Regions from separate parts of the Homo sapiens genome. Here region 2 is linked to region 1. Evidence: chromatin contacts called from ENCODE Hi-C or POLR2A ChIA-PET data. All regions are on one chromosome and are shown on one strand. The core of a region is the stretch at or near the end of the contact, and the rest is flanking DNA. Distances in the headings are between cores, read along the strand shown.

The links. Hi-C counts contacts between places; a loop is a spot of excess contacts on that map. ChIA-PET counts read pairs that join two places held with the same protein, here RNA polymerase II (POLR2A). Pooled maps may share reads with other maps.
Region 2: a loop to region 1 is called in a pooled map, with 3 times the contacts of the local background. The contact joins the promoter of ZC3H18-DT here to the enhancer-like site in region 1. A Hi-C loop is called at or near these places in 2 of 50 pooled maps. POLR2A ChIA-PET finds 5 or more read pairs at or near these places in 7 of 52 experiments (Caco-2, H1, HEK293T and 4 more).

Annotation. Positions count from the first base shown.
Region 1 is chr16:88,501,826-88,509,644 of GRCh38, reverse strand. All of the region lies in intron 3 of ZFPM1 (zinc finger protein, FOG family member 1), which reads right to left. It also overlaps LOC107984890. Among named protein-coding and RNA genes, the nearest start is that of ZFPM1-AS1, 25 kb to the left of the region's middle. RefSeq lists an enhancer at 707-1,212. Within about 2 kb of position 4,049, at least 6 of the 41 ENCODE cell types and tissues checked have a DNase peak (open chromatin) inside an H3K27ac peak, as active enhancers do.
Region 2 is chr16:88,558,827-88,566,645 of GRCh38, reverse strand. It overlaps ZC3H18-DT (ZC3H18 divergent transcript), which reads left to right and starts at 4,663. Exons shown (of 3, transcript NR_146877.1): 1 at 4,663-5,142; 2 at 5,275-5,395; 3 at 5,921-6,543.

The sequences.
Region 1 (7,819 bases), core at 2,800-5,299:
CACTCTGCTCAGCCGCCCGCCTCCCCAGGCCTGTTTCTCCACCTGAGCCCTGGCCCTGGCAGGCTGGCTCACAGCTCTGACTTGAGGAGGCAGGTGAAGGCGTCACCCTGTGAGTCTGCGGACGTCCGGGAACCGGGGCCCCTCCTGCACACAGCTGGCCTTCCCGCCTTCCAGGGGCCAGCCTCCCTGTGTGCCTAATGGCTGGTAGTCTCGGGAGTGCAAAGTCCAGCCACCCCAGATGGTGGGCTCTGTGGTTGGTGCCCACCGTGGGGTCACCCCAGCACCCACTTATCTAATCGGCCCCATCGCTCCGCCCGGCCCCGCCCTGTGGCTCCCATAGGCCAGCTGGGTCCAGCTTTGTTGGGAGCGGCCCTGTCTCAGGGATCATGCTGTTTGCTTTTGATAAAAGTCACAAAAAAGGAAAGAAAAAGGAGTGAGGGGGAGGGAAGGAAAAACCCCAGGCTGACGGGGTTCTGGAAGCCTCTGTGGGTCAGCGGACTGGCGGTGAGGCTGGTGCACAGACCACGTGGGCCCCGAGAACACCAGCTTCCAACACATCCTGTACAGACACAGAAACCGAGGCCAGAGGGGCGAGCGGCTCCCCAGGGTCACACGGGAGGCAGACCGGGGTGGCCAGGGGTCAGCTGCGTGGGGCGGGGCAAGCCGGCCCCTCTGTCCACGATGACGCGCCGCGTGCGGATTCGCTTGCTGATCACCTGTGCTTGGTTCCCACGCAGGCAAACCCCGCGGGGCCCCTGAGGACCTGGAGCCCATTTAACAGGGGGTGAGGTGACCTGCCCAAGGTCACCGGCTCCAAAGTCAGACCCTCCTGGGGGGAAAAGCCCGTAATCTGGGTGGCAGCTGAGGCCCCAGGACAGAGAGAGGCGACAGAAGGGGAGGGGGGAGGCTAAGTAGCTCCTCCCCCACCCCGTGACCTCCGCGCAAACTCTGTGTCCCCTCTGCAGCCTCAGTAGCAGGCCCTGGCTCTGTGTGCTGCAGCCACCTACGGGAGGCAGAGCCCTGGTTCCCAGGATTCACCAACCAGGGCCCACGGCAGGCACCGAAGGCCACATCTGGGAGAGGTTCAGAGTGAGCGTCGGGATGGGCCTGTGCCCAGGAGAGACCAGGGGAACCCACGTGGAGCCCAAGGCCTGTGGTTGGACTCTGTGGCCTGCTCTGCAGCCACGGAAGCCTCTTGGGCAGTAGAAAGGGTGGTCCTGTGTGGATGTCATGGCCTCCTTCACATGTGATCCTCCCAAGATCTGGCTGGGAACAAACCCAAGCCTGGTGAGAAATGCATGGGGGACGAGGCTGGGGGTCCAACAACTTCTTTTCTTTCTTTTTTTTTGAGACAGAATCTTGCACTGTCACCCAGCCTGGAGTGCAGCGGTGCAATCTCGGCTCACTGCAGCCTCCGCCTCCCGGGTTCAAGCGATTCTCCCATCTCAGCCTCCTGAGTAGCTGGGAGTACAGGTGCGCGCCACCGCACCCGGTTAATTTTTGTATTTTTAGTAAAGAAGGGGTTTCGCCATGTTGGCCAGGCGTGTCTTGAACTCCTGACCTCAAATGATCTGCCCACCTCAGCCTCCCCAAGTGCTGGGATTACAGGTGTGAGCCACCGTGCCCGGCCCACCAGCAACTTCTTCACACATCCTCGACCCACTGGGCCCCTTCCTGTGATCCCCTTTTTAGGTTCCTGTTTACAGATGGGGCAACCAAGGCCCAGAGGAGGGAGTGGCTGCTGGAGGCCCCCGAGTGGAGCCCAGGATGGCCTGGGGAAGGGTATCCTCCCAGGAGGGCTGTGGGGCTGGGCCCATCTGCAGAGGGGCCTCACAAGGGTCCCTTGTGAGCATCCGAATGCCTGGGTGCATGGGTGAGGTCAGGGTACACTGGGCAGCTGGCTCTCTGCAGGGGGCCTTTCCCACAGCCATGCGGGCCCCTCAGGGCTGCCACTTCTCCCCGAGGCCCACATCTGCCGGAGCTGGATGGCATCTCCCATGGGGGCTGGTGTTCTCAGGCCTGTAGAATCCACAAGACCCAACCCAGGCTATGGACAGTGGCTGAGCACCGTCCTCTGAGTCATACCCCGTCCAGCCAACCTGCCAGGGCATGGAGAAGGCTGACACACCCAGGCAGCCCAGGTCTAGGACCAGGAGACCAGAGCCATGGGGCACTAGTCAGTCAGTGTGTTCCCTGGATCAAGCCACACCTGAATGCCAAGTCAAGAAACATAAAGGGACCCAGGCTTGACTCCAGCCCTGGCTGGGTCACTGATGGCCATGGCACCTCTGGGCAGACCTCAGCTTCCCATCTCTGAGCTCTGGAGGCGGGGACATGGTGCTGAGGGGGTGAGGCCAAGAGCTCGGGGGATGATGGGGACCGTTTCTCCTGCTCTCGTCTGTGAAAAGCAAGGCCTGAGAAGCTGGGGGCCACGTCGGAGGTTACACAGCCAGCAAGTGGCATGGGAGAGTCGAGCCCAGGTCCTCTGATCGCAAACCCATGTCTGCAGCCCAGGCCATACCCCCACTTGCAGTGAATCCCACCCCTTGGGTAGTGGGCCCTCCGTGAAGCCCCTTCCCCGTTCACAGATAGGAGTCGCCGAGCGGAGCAGGCAGAAGGCCACCTGGAAAGGCCAGCAGGACCGTAGCCCTCACTCGCAGCAGTGGCCCCGGCTGTGGCACTCGGGACAGCCGAGATGGAAGGAACAACGTGACATGCGCTAGCGAGAAGGGAGACGGAGCCGCAGGCGGATGAGACGCGGGTGACGGGAGCCATGGATGCACCAGAGCTTGGAGACAAAGCCACTCGAGGGCTCTGCAGATTAGCCTGGCTTCTGGGGGCCTGATGAGGGCTCCCACCCTGCCTCCTCCTGGGTCCCCCCAGCGCCCCTCAGAGGGTCCAGGTCCTTGCAGGAGGGCTGGGTCTGGGAGAGGCGCAGAGGAGCCTGGGAGCTGCACACCCAGGATGGGTAGAGAAATGGATCAGCTTTGCTGTTGAAAAACCAGATGTCACATACGTCTGGGCCCTCTGGCCACACTGGGGAAATGGCTCTGCTCCTCAGAGCTGTGCCCCGTGCACACCCAGTGATGGCCACCACTCTGCGGACGCACACTCAGTGCACAACCTGCCCTGCCCGCCCGCCCCCATTCAGTCCTTTCTGGATTATTCTGTGTTATTGTGTGCCCAGCATTGCAGTTAAGCCCCAGCACAAGACCTGAGTCTATTTCACTGAGGGGAAACAAAGGAGGGGCCTGCCTAAGGCCCCCCAGCGCCCTGCCCTAGAAGACCCCAGGCCCATCACCTCCTGGGAGGGTTCCAGCTCCTCTACCCTGGTCCCCCTGCCCTGGTGCCCCCCCACCCCTGCCCTGGTCTCCCTGCCCCCTGACCCTGGTGCCCCCCAACCCTACCCTGGTCTCCCTGCCCCTGCCCCTGGTCTCCCCACCTCCTGCCCTGGTCTCCTCTGCCTTCTGCCTGGCATGGCCCCTGTTGGCCTCCTGGCCATGATGCCTGGCCTCTGCTGGGCCACAAACCTCAGAGCACCCTGGAGGCCAGTGGAGAGCCCAGGGTGGGGTTGGCCTAGAGCCCCAGGCCTCCTGGATGAGGGTTTTCTTCTCACCCCAGGCCAGAGGTTAACAAAGGGCTTCGAACCACAGAACCTGCCTTCCTGAGACCCTCAGACCCTGCACTCACTGTGGATGGCTGTGGGGGGCTGGGGGTGCGGGGGGTGCCTGTCCTTGGGGTGAGCACGTGGTTGGAAAGCCCCATGGGGGGGCCCTGCCGGCGGCTGCACCTGCCGAGGCTCTCTCTCTGCTAGAGGTGGGCCTCGTGCCCTATGTGCCCATCCTCCAAGCACCCGCCCACCAGCACGGTGGTCTCCTTGCCAAGATGTGCTCAGGACCCACATCGCAGGGGGCCTGGGTGGGGTCAGCAGACAGGCGGCATGGGCTGCGTTCCCGGGAGCTGACGGCAGGGGGTGCTGGCTCCAGGGAATGGTAGATGCCAGGTATGGTGATGCCTCAGGGCCAGCCCACATGGCACCGTGCCAGGACCCCAGGAAGCCGTCGTGCGGAGGGCGATGCCGGCCCCTCCCACCTCCTCCCTGCCTCCCAGGTCCCCAGAGTGCTCACCACCTCCTGAGGGCACCAGGGGGCAGAGGTCTTGATTTCATTAACTCTGTCTTCCTGCTGGACTGTCAGCCCCTCAGGGCCGGCTGTTGAACGGCTGTGTCCCCAAGGCACTGGGACACCGTGGACCTGAGTGCCTGTGTTTGGAGGAGGAGGGCACCACCGCCTGGGAGAAGACCCAGCCAGAGGACCCTGGGGAGGGACTGGCCTCCTCGCCGAGGCCCTAGCTGGCTCTGGGCTGCCCTTCCACAAACGGGCAGTAAGGAGCAGCAGGCTCAGGGGCCATGGCTTGGCTTGGCCAAGCCTGGGCCTGGCGTCCACTGTAGAGCAGCTGCGTCAGCCACCGGGCGAGGGAGAGGCAGGAAGGGCCGGCCCCAGGTGCTGCAGCCCCCAGCCTCGCCCCGCCCACCCGCCAGCTGGTGCCTGTGAACTTGTCTTCCTATCGCCTGGAACATCGCTGCAATTATTGATTTTTTGACACAGAACAACAGCCCATCTTTATCGGGCTGAACCCTGGCCCCAGCTAATGGCAGAGCTGGGACCGCCTGGGAATAGCAAGGAGGGCAGGGTGGGGCCCAGCTCTCCTGCAGGGACCTGGGGGCCCTCGCACCTGCAGGCCCAGTGGCCTGTCCTGGGGAGGGGGTGTCTCTAAGGGAAAGGGCAAGGCCCTGGCCCCACAGGGGCAGTGGGGCAGTGCTCAGGCCCAGAACTGCCCTTTCAGAGGCCTTGAGGACAGCTCGGAGCCAGGTCTTGCCTGTCTGAACCCCTTCCATGGTGCTCTCTGGGGACTGTGGTCTCAGACACCACTACCTTGGCCCCGTCTGGGGCAGCTGGACTGGCAGGCAGAGCGCCACGGTACACAGGGGGGCCATGTCCCTCCATGTACCCTTAAGGGGTCTGTGCACGGGGCCCAGCGAGGTGCTCTTTCTCCATGCACCCTGGGCGGTGTCTCTGCCACTCTGCGGCACCTCGCCAGGGCTGAGGAGTCTGAAAGCCACAGCCTCATGTCACCTCCAAGCTGGGAGATTGGCGGCCTCTCTGGGCTTCTGGAAGGCTAAACACCCTGGGTCCTGGGCCTTGGTCTTCCCGCCTGGGAAGTGGGGAGAGGGAGCTGATTTGCCTCCAGGTCCTAGTAGTCTGGTCTTTGGGGACCCTGAGGCCTGAGAACTGGGGTGGGGGTCCCTGGCTCTCCCCAGCCTTGCCTTGTCCTATTGGTGGCTGAAAACAGGATGTCAGATAAGCTGTTTGCACAGAACATATTTTCTTTACCTTATCTGTGTCCTATCGGCCTGGGCGCCCTGGCCTCTGCCCCGTTTTTCCAGGGTCTGGATGCCGCTGAGGGCCCTTTCTTCCTACCAGGTCCCTGCTCAGCCTGTTCATTTGCCCCCTGGGGACTCTGTCTGTGCTTCATAAATGGGAGAGGGTGAGTGAGGGCCCAGGGTACTGCCTCAGCCCTGGGCGAGACCATCTACCCAGCCTGGCAGGCACCCACCCCCACTGAGGGCAGCCATGGACACCCAGGCAGGTGCTGGTGAGGACGCTGGTACCCACCGAGAGTGTCAGGACACTGCTACCCCCAAGAATGGAAAAGTCCCTTCCAGAAAAGGCTGCTGCCCTGAGCCCTCACTGACCCTTCAGGCTCGTCACCTCCACAGAGGAGGTGCTAACCAGGGGGAGACTGAGGCCTCGGGAGCCCAAGATCTGCCTGGCAGCCCGAGGCGCTAACTGGGGTACAGGGCCTGTGCCCCGGGGTGAGCCCAGCCCCATGTGAGTCCCGGAGGCAGAAGGTGCTTCCGTGAACTGTGAATGTGTCTCCTCTTCTAAAAGTCACGTGTGATTTTATGGGAAGCCACAGAGGGTGCTGCCATGGCACCGATCACCCCAACACAGATGAGAAGACCGAGGTCAGAGAGGACCTGGCTCCACAGAGAGGCAGCTGGCTGTGAGTCAGATGCAGGCCAGGCAGAGGGTGGGAAAGACCAGGAAGCAGGAGGAGCCCTGGAGGCAGAACAGGCCGGCCCCTCCCCAGACACAGATCCCTCCACTCAGGAACCGTGGGCCCCCCAGACACAGATCCCTCCACTCCGGAACCGTGGGCCCCCCAGACACAGATCCCTGCACTCAGGAACCGTGGCCCCCCAGACACAGATCCCTCCACTCAGGAACCGTGGGCCCCCCAGACACAGATCCCTCCACTCAGGAACCGTGGGCCCCTCCCCAGACACAGATCCCTCCACTCAGGAACCGTGGGCCCCCCAGACACAGATCCCTCCACTCAGGAACCGTGGGCCCCTCCCCAGACACAGATCCCTCCACTCAGGAACCGTGGCCCCCCAGACACAGCTCCCTCCCCTGTGCCGCTGCTCAGGACCCACGGGGGTCCCCACTGGCCCCTGAATCAAGCACTGTGCTACAGTGGGGGTTCCTGTCCCAGGGGCGCCGTGCTCATCCACCCACCCTGCCCCGCGGAGCAGCGCCCCTGCCACCTCCCACCTGCCGAAGAGACCGCACACAGCCTTCCAGCCCTGAGGGGCCTTCATGGCTGGTGGGGTTGGAGGAACGACAGCTAAAGGCGGGTGGGGGTGGCGAGCGCTCTGAGGGCAGCCCCGGATCTGCCGTCCGGCCACCGTGTGTGCAGAGACCCACAAACGGGCATCCACGTGGCCTCTGCTGCCCTTAGAACATCCTTCTCTGGAAGAAACGTGGCAAGACAGCAAAAATTTAAAAAAATAAATGGCTTGCCATCTTTGACATGCTGACCTGAGCCCGCCCATGCCGGGATGATTTTTCTGGGATAAATTCCCAGGAGCCAACTGCTGAGTCAAGGGAAGCAGCAGCTGCTGGCGCTGGGGCAGCCCGGACCGGGTGGCTCCGACCTGCGAGGTGGGGACCCTCGGCTAGGGGGGGTCACCAAGGCCACTGCCTCCAGCAGCACTGGACGGGAAGGGACAGTGGGGCTCTGGGAGGCTGGGGACAAGCCCAAGACCTACAGTGACTCCAGGGTGGATCCAGATGGGAACCTGGGGCCAAAGACCCTGTCCATGGCCCCGGGCGGCCCACAGGGCACAGGGACGGGGTTGGGGGACATGGAGGGGCAAGCACAGAGGCGTCAGGCCTATGGGGCAGAGGTGGGTCCTGAGTGCCCGGCGCCCGGGCCCCTGGGCAGGGCGGGAGAGGGCGGGGGGCCGGGGTGGGAGGCACCCTCACGAGACGCAATAAACCCGAGATAGCATCTTGCCGCATCTCAGGCCCTGCTCGGCCCTTTCGGGCAGGATATGACCAGCCCTCGAGCCGATGGCGGCCCCTTTGTCCCATCTCCGGGGACCGATCTTATCAGCTGCGTCCACGGCCGCTGTAATGGAAAAGCGCAGTGAGGAAATAAAAAGTTACACGCAGAGAAGGAGGAGAGATAAATAAATAAATAAATAAATAAATAAATAAATAAATAAATAAATGGGGGGGGGCGGGTGGAGCCGCGTCGGGGGTGGAGGAGCTACTAGGAGTGTTAAACCATGGGTTGGGGCGTTTGCAGGGCTGGGGTCAGGAGGTCAGGGCTCACCGGCCTGGTCTCCACCTCGGATGAACCACGTGAACTCACTGGGCCTCAGTTTGCTCATCGGCCCAGGAGCCCCCTCGCGGGCTGGGGTTGATCCCATGGCAAACAGCAGTGGCAGGAGGGCCCTGCACCCACGCCC
Region 2 (7,819 bases), core at 3,414-5,913, 56 kb before region 1:
CCAGCGTTCTTGGCTTTGCCCAAGAAAGAATTCAAGGACAAGCCGGAGGTAGAAGAGAACAACTTGATTGAAGAGGCAGTGTGGCAGGTCCGTGACGGCTCCTGCAGAGCTGGGCTGCCCAGAAGGCAGAGAGCAGCAGCTCAACGCACTTCTGCAGACCCATTATACCCACTTTTAATTACATGCAGATTAAGGGGCAGTTTATGCAGAAATTTCTGGGGAAGGAGTAGTCACTTCTGGGTCACTGAGTCATTGCCATGGAAAGGGGTGGGAGTGTTGCCATGGCGATGGTAAACTGACACAGAACACTGGTGGGTGTGTCTTTTTTTTCTTTTCCTGAGACGGAGTCTCCCTCTGTCACCCACATTAGAGTGCAGTGGCCTGATCTCGGCTCACCACAACCTCTGTCTCCTGGGCTCAAGCAATTCTTCTGCTTCAATCTCCTGAGTAGCTGGGGCTGCAGGCATGGGACATCATGCCTGGCTAATTTTTGTATTTTTAGTAGAGACAGGGTTTCACCATGTTGGCCAGGCTGGTCTCAAACTCCTGACCTCTGGTGATCTGCCTGCCTGGGCTCCCAAAGTGCTGGGATTACAGGCATGAGCCACTGCGCCCAGTCTGGTGTGTCTTATAAAAAGCTGCTTCTGCCCTGCCCTGTTTTAGCCAGTCCTGTTTGGTCCCAGCTCCAAGCCCTGCCTCTGGAGTCAAGTCCTGCCTCCTATCTCAATTGTAATAAATGTTCTGCACCAGTGCAGGGTGTTAATAAGAGGGGAGATGGGCAGGGGTGCTGGGGGTACAGGGGAACTCTGCTCATTTTTCTTTTTTTTTTTTGAGATGGAGTCTCACTCTGTTGCCCACCCTGGAGTGCAGTAGCGCAATCTCGGCTCACTGCAAGCTCCACCTCCCAGGTTCACGCCATTCTCCTCAGCCTCCCGAGTAGCTAGGACTACAGGCGCCCATCACCACGCCTGGCTAATTTTTGTGTATTTTTTAGTGGAGACGGGGTTTCACCATGTTAGCCAGGATGGTCTCGATCTCCTGACCTCGTGATCCACCCGCCTCAGCCTCCCAAAGTGCTGGGATTACAGGCGTGAGCCACTGTGCCTGGCCTCTCATTTTTCTTTAAACCTAAAACTGGTCTAAAAAATTAATTTCATATTTTTTTTTTCACAAGAATGTGGAGCAACTAGAATCACGTACTCTGCTGCTGGGAGTGTGACTAGTGCCCTTATTAAGAAAAAGTCAAGAAACATTGGTATGAATATTACTGGAGATCGGGAAAATGCCGGAAGAGACCATGAAAAGAGTTAAAACTTGTTGCCAATTGGGGGTGGAAACTGGGAGGGAAGAGGCAGGAAGCTAGTTTTAAAAATCAACTTTAGGCCAGGTGTGGTGGCTCATGCCTGTAATCCCAGCACTTTGGGAGGCCGAGGCAGGTAGATAACCTGAGGTCAGGTGTTCGAGACCAGCCTAGTCAACATGGTGAAACCTTGTCTCTACTAAAAATACAAAAATTAGCCGGGTGTGGTGGCGGGCACCTGCAATCGTAGCTACTCGGGAGGCTGAGGCAGGGGAATCACTTGAACCCAAAAGGTAGAGGTTGCAGTGATCCAAGATTGCGCCACTGCCCTCCAGCCTGGGCGACAATAGCAAAACTCTGTCTCAAAACGACAACAAAAAACAACAAAAAAACCCCAACTTTATTGAGTTGGGGTTTGCCAAAATGAACACTTTTTTTTTTTTTTTTGAGACGGAGTCTTGCACTGTTGCCCAGGCTGGAGTGCAGTGGCGCAATCTCGGCTCACTGCAACTTCTGCCTCCTGGGTTCCATCGATTCTCCTGCCTCAGCCTCCTGAGTAGCTGGGACTACAGGGGTGCGCCACCACGCCTGGCTAATTTTTGTATTTTTTAATAGAGACGAGGTTTCACCATATTGGCCTGACCTCGTGATCCGCCTGCCTCGGCCTCCCAAAGTGCTGGGATTATAGGTGTGAGCCACAACGCCCAGCCCAAAATGCACACTTGTAAGTGTGCAGTTTGATGAGTTTTCACAAAGTGTGCATCCACACAGGCCCACCTCGCTAGCAGAGCCCTGTGACAATGACTCAGCCCTTAGAGCACCTGCTAGGAGAGAAGAGTTGGAGGCAGGAACTTCTTCCAGTTGCCTTATGTGCAGAGAAGGAGGCCGAGGCCCAGAGATCACTTGTCCAAGACCACCCCTGGCTTAGCCAGAGCCCACACTGAAACCCAGCGTTCTCAGCTCTTTTCTTGGCATTGTGCAAAGCCGCTTGCAAAGAAAGTAGTGACTGCCCCATTGAAGAACAAGGGGAAGCAATGCAGGCTTTTGAGCAGGGGAGCAACATGAAGAAAGTAGCATGTTATCATTTTGAAGGCCTCCTATATCTGAACCACCTCTGATTCTGTCGTCGCTATTAAGTGCTTTTTCTCTTGGTTTTCAGTGATCTAGTCCCTGCCTCTTTTTTTTTTGGAGACAGAGTCTTACTCATCCCCCAGGCTGGAGTGTAGCGTAGCGGCACGATCTTGGCTCACTGCAACCTCCGCCTCCCGGGTTCAAGTGATTCTCCTGTCTCAGCCTCCCGAGTAGCTGAGACTACCGGCATGTGCCACCATGCCTGGCTAATTTTTGTATTTTTAGTAAAGACAGGGTTTCATCATGTTGGCCAGGTTGGTCTCAAACTCCCAACCTCAGGTGATCCACCTGACTTGGCCTCCCAGTGTGCTGGGATTACAGGTGTGAGCTGTCGTGCCCTGCCCTTCCCACATTTTTGAGACGGGGTTTTGCATGTGTTGCCCAGGCTGGAGTGCAGTGGTACAATCATGGTTCACTGCAGCCTCAAACTCTTGGGCTCAAGCGCTCCTCCCACCTCGGCCCTCAGAGCAGCTGGGAGTACAGGTGTGCACCACCATGCCCAGCTATTGTTTTCGTTTTTTGTAGAGATGGGTTCCCAGTGTGTTACCCAAGCTGGTCTCAAACTCCTGCGCTCAAATGATTTTCCCACCTTGGCCTCCTAAAGTGCTGGGATTATGGGCATCAGCACCATGTCTGGTGATCTGGTCCCTTCTTCTTTTTTTATTTTTATTTTATTCTTTTTTGAGACAAGGTCTGACTCTGTTGCCCAAGCTGGAGTGCAGTGGCATGAACAGGGCTCACTGCAGCCTCAACCCCCTGAGCTCAAGTGATCCTCCCACCTCAGCCTCCCTCGTCCCTGGGAATACAGGCATGCACTCCCGGCTTCTGGTCCCTTCTAAGAGCATGCCTTGTGCTATGGTTTGAATGTTTCTCCTAGACTTTATGTGTTGGGAACTTAATCTCCACAATTATATGCTTTTGGAGGTAATTAGGATTGGATAAGGTCATCAGAGTGGGCCCCCATGATGGGACTAGTGGCCTCATAACAAAAGAAACGGGCCGGGCGCGGTGGCCCACGCCTGTAATCCCAGCACTTTGGGAGGCTGAGGTGGGCGGAGCACGAGGTCAGGAGTTGGAGACCAGCCTGGCCAATATGACAAAACCCCGTCTGTACTAAAAATACAAAAATTAGCCGGGCGTGGTGGCAGGTGCCTATAATCCCAGCTACTTGAGAGGCTGAGACAGGAGGCAGAGGTTGCAGTGACCCAAGATGGTGCCACTGCACTCCAGCCTGGGTGACAAAGCGAGACTCCATCTTGAAAGAAAAGAAGAGAAAGAGAGACTTGGGCTGGCGTGCTCTTGCCCAGCGCCATGCTCTTGGACCTCCAGCCTTCAGAACTGTAAGAAACAAACCTCTCTTCTCTATAAATTACCCACTCTTAAGCTATAGCAACAGGTAACAGACTAAGACACCTTGTAACTTTTCTTATTCTTTTTTTTTGCTCTGCGATTACAGGCATGAGCCATCGCGCCCAGGTTAGCCCTGTCCAGACTGGCTTTGGGGGTTACAGCCCTTGTTCCCAGGGAGTGGAACTTCTGTGCTCCCAAGGGAAAGCCTGTGATGGTCACCAGCCCCCGCCCCCCACAGGGCTTGGTCTCCAGCCCGTCGCAGCTGCCAACACCCCTGCTCAGCTCTCCATCCTCCCGGGAGCCTTTTCTGTTGGGTTTCTTGGAGTTTCTTGGGGGCATATTCAGCTTAGGGGGCGGCCACGGCCTGAAGGGGATTTGCACTCAGGGCTTTGGGCTCTTTCTCCAAGTTCCCTCAGGCCCCAGCAGGTTTGGAGCCTCAAACTCTAATCCCTGTTTCTCAGCTCGGCAAGGCTGTGCTTTCTGTTTTTGGACCTCCACGCCAATGTGGGAAGATGCCCCACAAGGAAAACCAGGCTGAACGTGGGCTCACTTTCTTGTTTATGTTCGCTCAAGGGATATAGCCCCGGGCCCCACCAGCGCTGGTTACTCCCCACAGGCCCCGTTACATGCGTGTATCACACAGCGAAGCGTGTGTGTCCAGCCTGTATCCATGTCTTCAGCGGGAGGCCGAGTGCCATACCAGCGGTTCTGTCTGAAAGCATTTTACGAAGGATAGCCCTTGCTATTTCCTCAAAGAGCCACCAGAGGGCACTCCCACTCCGCCCAGCCGCTGTTCCCGGGGGGAAGGGGGGATGGGGGGGTGAAGGGTGATAGAGGGGTGGGGGGGTGGGGGGGTGGGGGATGGGGGATGGGGGGGTGGGGGTGGTCCCAGGCCCTGGACTGCAGGTGAAACCTGCAGGAAGCCCTGTCTGTTCTGTGTGGGACCCCCACTTCCATCATGGCCCCCACCACAGACACAGTGAGTCCACTCCAGTCCCTGTCCCAGCCTCTGGAGGGATGCTGGCTCTGACCCCATCTGGCCCCCTGCCTTTCCCTCGAGATGTCCATGGGCCCCCAACTCTTTGACGAGGTCTCAGACACCCCAAGGAGGCCGGGGAAAGGATTCCCGGCGCAGCTGAGCTTGAGGCTGGGGGCTTTTCTGTTGTTTCTGCAGCCCCAGGGCCTGGCACCGTAGGACCTCTGCAGGCTGGTGGGGGTGAATGAATGATTGATTGATGAATGAATGAATGAATGAATGTCAGTTCAGCTGCCATTTCACCGCCTGGAATTTGGGACTCGGACTGGCTTCCTGGCTCCTCAGCTTGCAGACGGCCTATTGTGGGACTTCACCTGGTGATCATGTGAGTCAATACTCCCAGTAAACTCCCCTCCATGTATACATCTGTCCTATTAGTGCTGTCCCTCTAGAGAACCCTGACTCATATACTGGGGGTGACGTCAACGCTGCTGTGACTGTCATTTTCTGGTTCTAGAGAAACAGTGGACCCACTGAGACCAAGGGCAAGGGGAGGAAAGGCCCGGGGTAGGGCTGAAGACACAGGTTCCAGGCCCAGCTCTGCTGCTCACCGATGAGGCTTCTCCTCTGTTGAGCAGGTACAATCGTAGGGCCCTACTCTTGAGCTTGCCGTGTGGGTTGACGGTGGCGGTCCACATACGAACACTCAGCGTGGTGCCTGGCATGCAGACAGGGTTCTGTAAATCTCGGTCGTCGTAGACGATTCCATTTATTACCACCGAGCACTTCATGACCCCTTTAGGCAAAAGACTTCCCTCTCTGGACCCCTGCCTCCACTTCTACGTGGTGGCGGGTTCAGGACTGATGGCTCTGTAGCTCCATCCCATGCCATTTCATTCCATTTTCTTCCTTAGCTTCTCCATGTCTTGGCTTCTCTGTTGGGGTGATTTCAGCACCACATGGAGGACAGCAGCCTGGGAGCTGTCCATGGAGCTGAATTCATGGGAGGGCACCTGGTGGAGAAGGCGGGGTCGGGCTGGAGGTGGGGGTGGGAGGGAATCAGCAGGGGATGGCCAGAAATGGAGGGAGCTTGCGTCCATTGGGCACAACTGGGTCTTCCACGCCATGACAGCTCATGGAGTCAGCCTTTCCTGTCGTTCCAGGTAGCCCCAGTTGGGAGCTGAGGTGTGTTGATTGGGGCTCTGGGAACCATAGCCTGCCAGCTGTGGCTTGGCCATCCCCTCTGCCAGCGCTTTCCCGCCCATCAGCCCTTTTCTCTGGAGTCCCTCCTTCAGCCAGGTCCTGAAAAGTCATACCTTTTGGCCAAGCTGCTGAAAATACTACTCAGCCAGAACTCATGTGCTCATGCCAGCCTCATTCATGACACCCTCCAAACCAGAAACAGCCCAGGAGCCGATCAACAGCTTCATGGGAAAATGTATTGCAGTCTATCTCATCGCCGGGCCCTTCCGTGGCCGTGGAGACGGGCGAATCATGGTCTATCCCGTCGCCGGGCCCTTCCGCGGCAGTGGAGACAGGCGAATTGCAGTTATGCGCAGCAAGGAAGCCTCTCTCAATCACATTGAGCAGAAGTGGCCAGGCTCAATTCTGTGGAATTCTGTGTGGATCACAAACAGGCAACATAGAGGATGGTGTTTTGGGGTGCATGTTGAGGGAGAGACGGGGTTCTCTTCATCACAATGGTGGCTGGCCTCCAGGAAGGGAGGGACAGTGGCTGGGAGGCCAGGGGCCTCTGGGATGCTGAAAAATTCTTTTTCTTCTCCTTCTTCTTCTTTTTTTTTTTGAGATGGAGACTCACTGTGTGGCCGAACCTGGAGTGCAGTGGTGGGACCTCGGCTCACGGCAACCTCTGCCTCCCAGTTGAAGTGATTCTCATGCCTCAGCCTCCTGAGTAGCTGGAATTACATGCGCCTGCCACCATGCCAGGTTAATTTTTCGTATTTTTAGTAGAGATCGGGTTTCACCAGGTTGGCCAGGCTGATCTCGAACTTCTGACCTCAGGTGATCTGCCCACTTTGGCCTCCCAAAGTGCTGGGATTACAAGGCATGAGCCACAGCACCCAGCCCAGAATGGTTAATTTTATGTTATGTGAATTTCACTCAATAAAAAAAAGACAGGAAGGGGAAAGAAAGAAAGAAAAGGCAGGGAGCCGGGCATGGTGGCTCATGCCTGTAATCCCAGCACTTTCGGAGGCCGAGGTGGGTGGATCACGAGGTCAGGAGATTGAGACCATCCGGGCTAACATGGTGAAAACCCGTGTCTACTAAAAATACAAAAAATTAGCCAGGCGTGGTGGTGGGCGCCTGTAGTCCCAGCTACTCAGGAGGCTGAGGCAGGAGAATGGCGTGAACCCAGGAGGCGGAGCTTGCAGTGAGCCCAGATAGTGCCACTGCACTCCAGCCTGGGCGACAGAGCGAGACTCCGTCTCCAAAAAAAAAAAAAAAAAAAAAAAAAGGGCAGGGAACACCAGGGGGCCCAGGGGAGTCAAGGTGCCTGTGAGTGTCCCCAGCAGCCCACCTCTCCTCCCCTCCCCCCAGCCTGCAGGCCCCGGAAGCACAGGGCTGTGCCCTGGAGAAGTCTGGAGTGACTTTTAAAACACAGATATGGGGACCCATCCGATTCTGAGTTTCTGGCCAACAGCGCTCCGTGTGGTTCAGAAGTTGTATTGTTTCAGGACGGAAGCAAAGTCCAGCTAACAGCTGTCAAGGGCTGGCCTCTTGCTGGGGCCTTGGGCCCGACTTTCTCCTTTGCTCCTCCCAAAGGCGCTGGGAAGCAGGGTGCTGATGGTAAAAAATGAAGCTCAGAGAGTTTCAGTGCCGAACTCAACATTGCACGACCAGGCACAGGAGGGCACGGGACTCACAGCTCCGGAGCTTGAGGGGACGCGGGACTCACAGCACCGGAGCACGGGAGGGCATGGGACTCACACTCCCAGAGAACGGGAAGACAGGGGACTCACACCCCCAGAGAATGGGAGGACACGGGACTCACACCACCATAGCACAGGAGGGCATGGGACTTACAGCGCTGGTCCATGGGA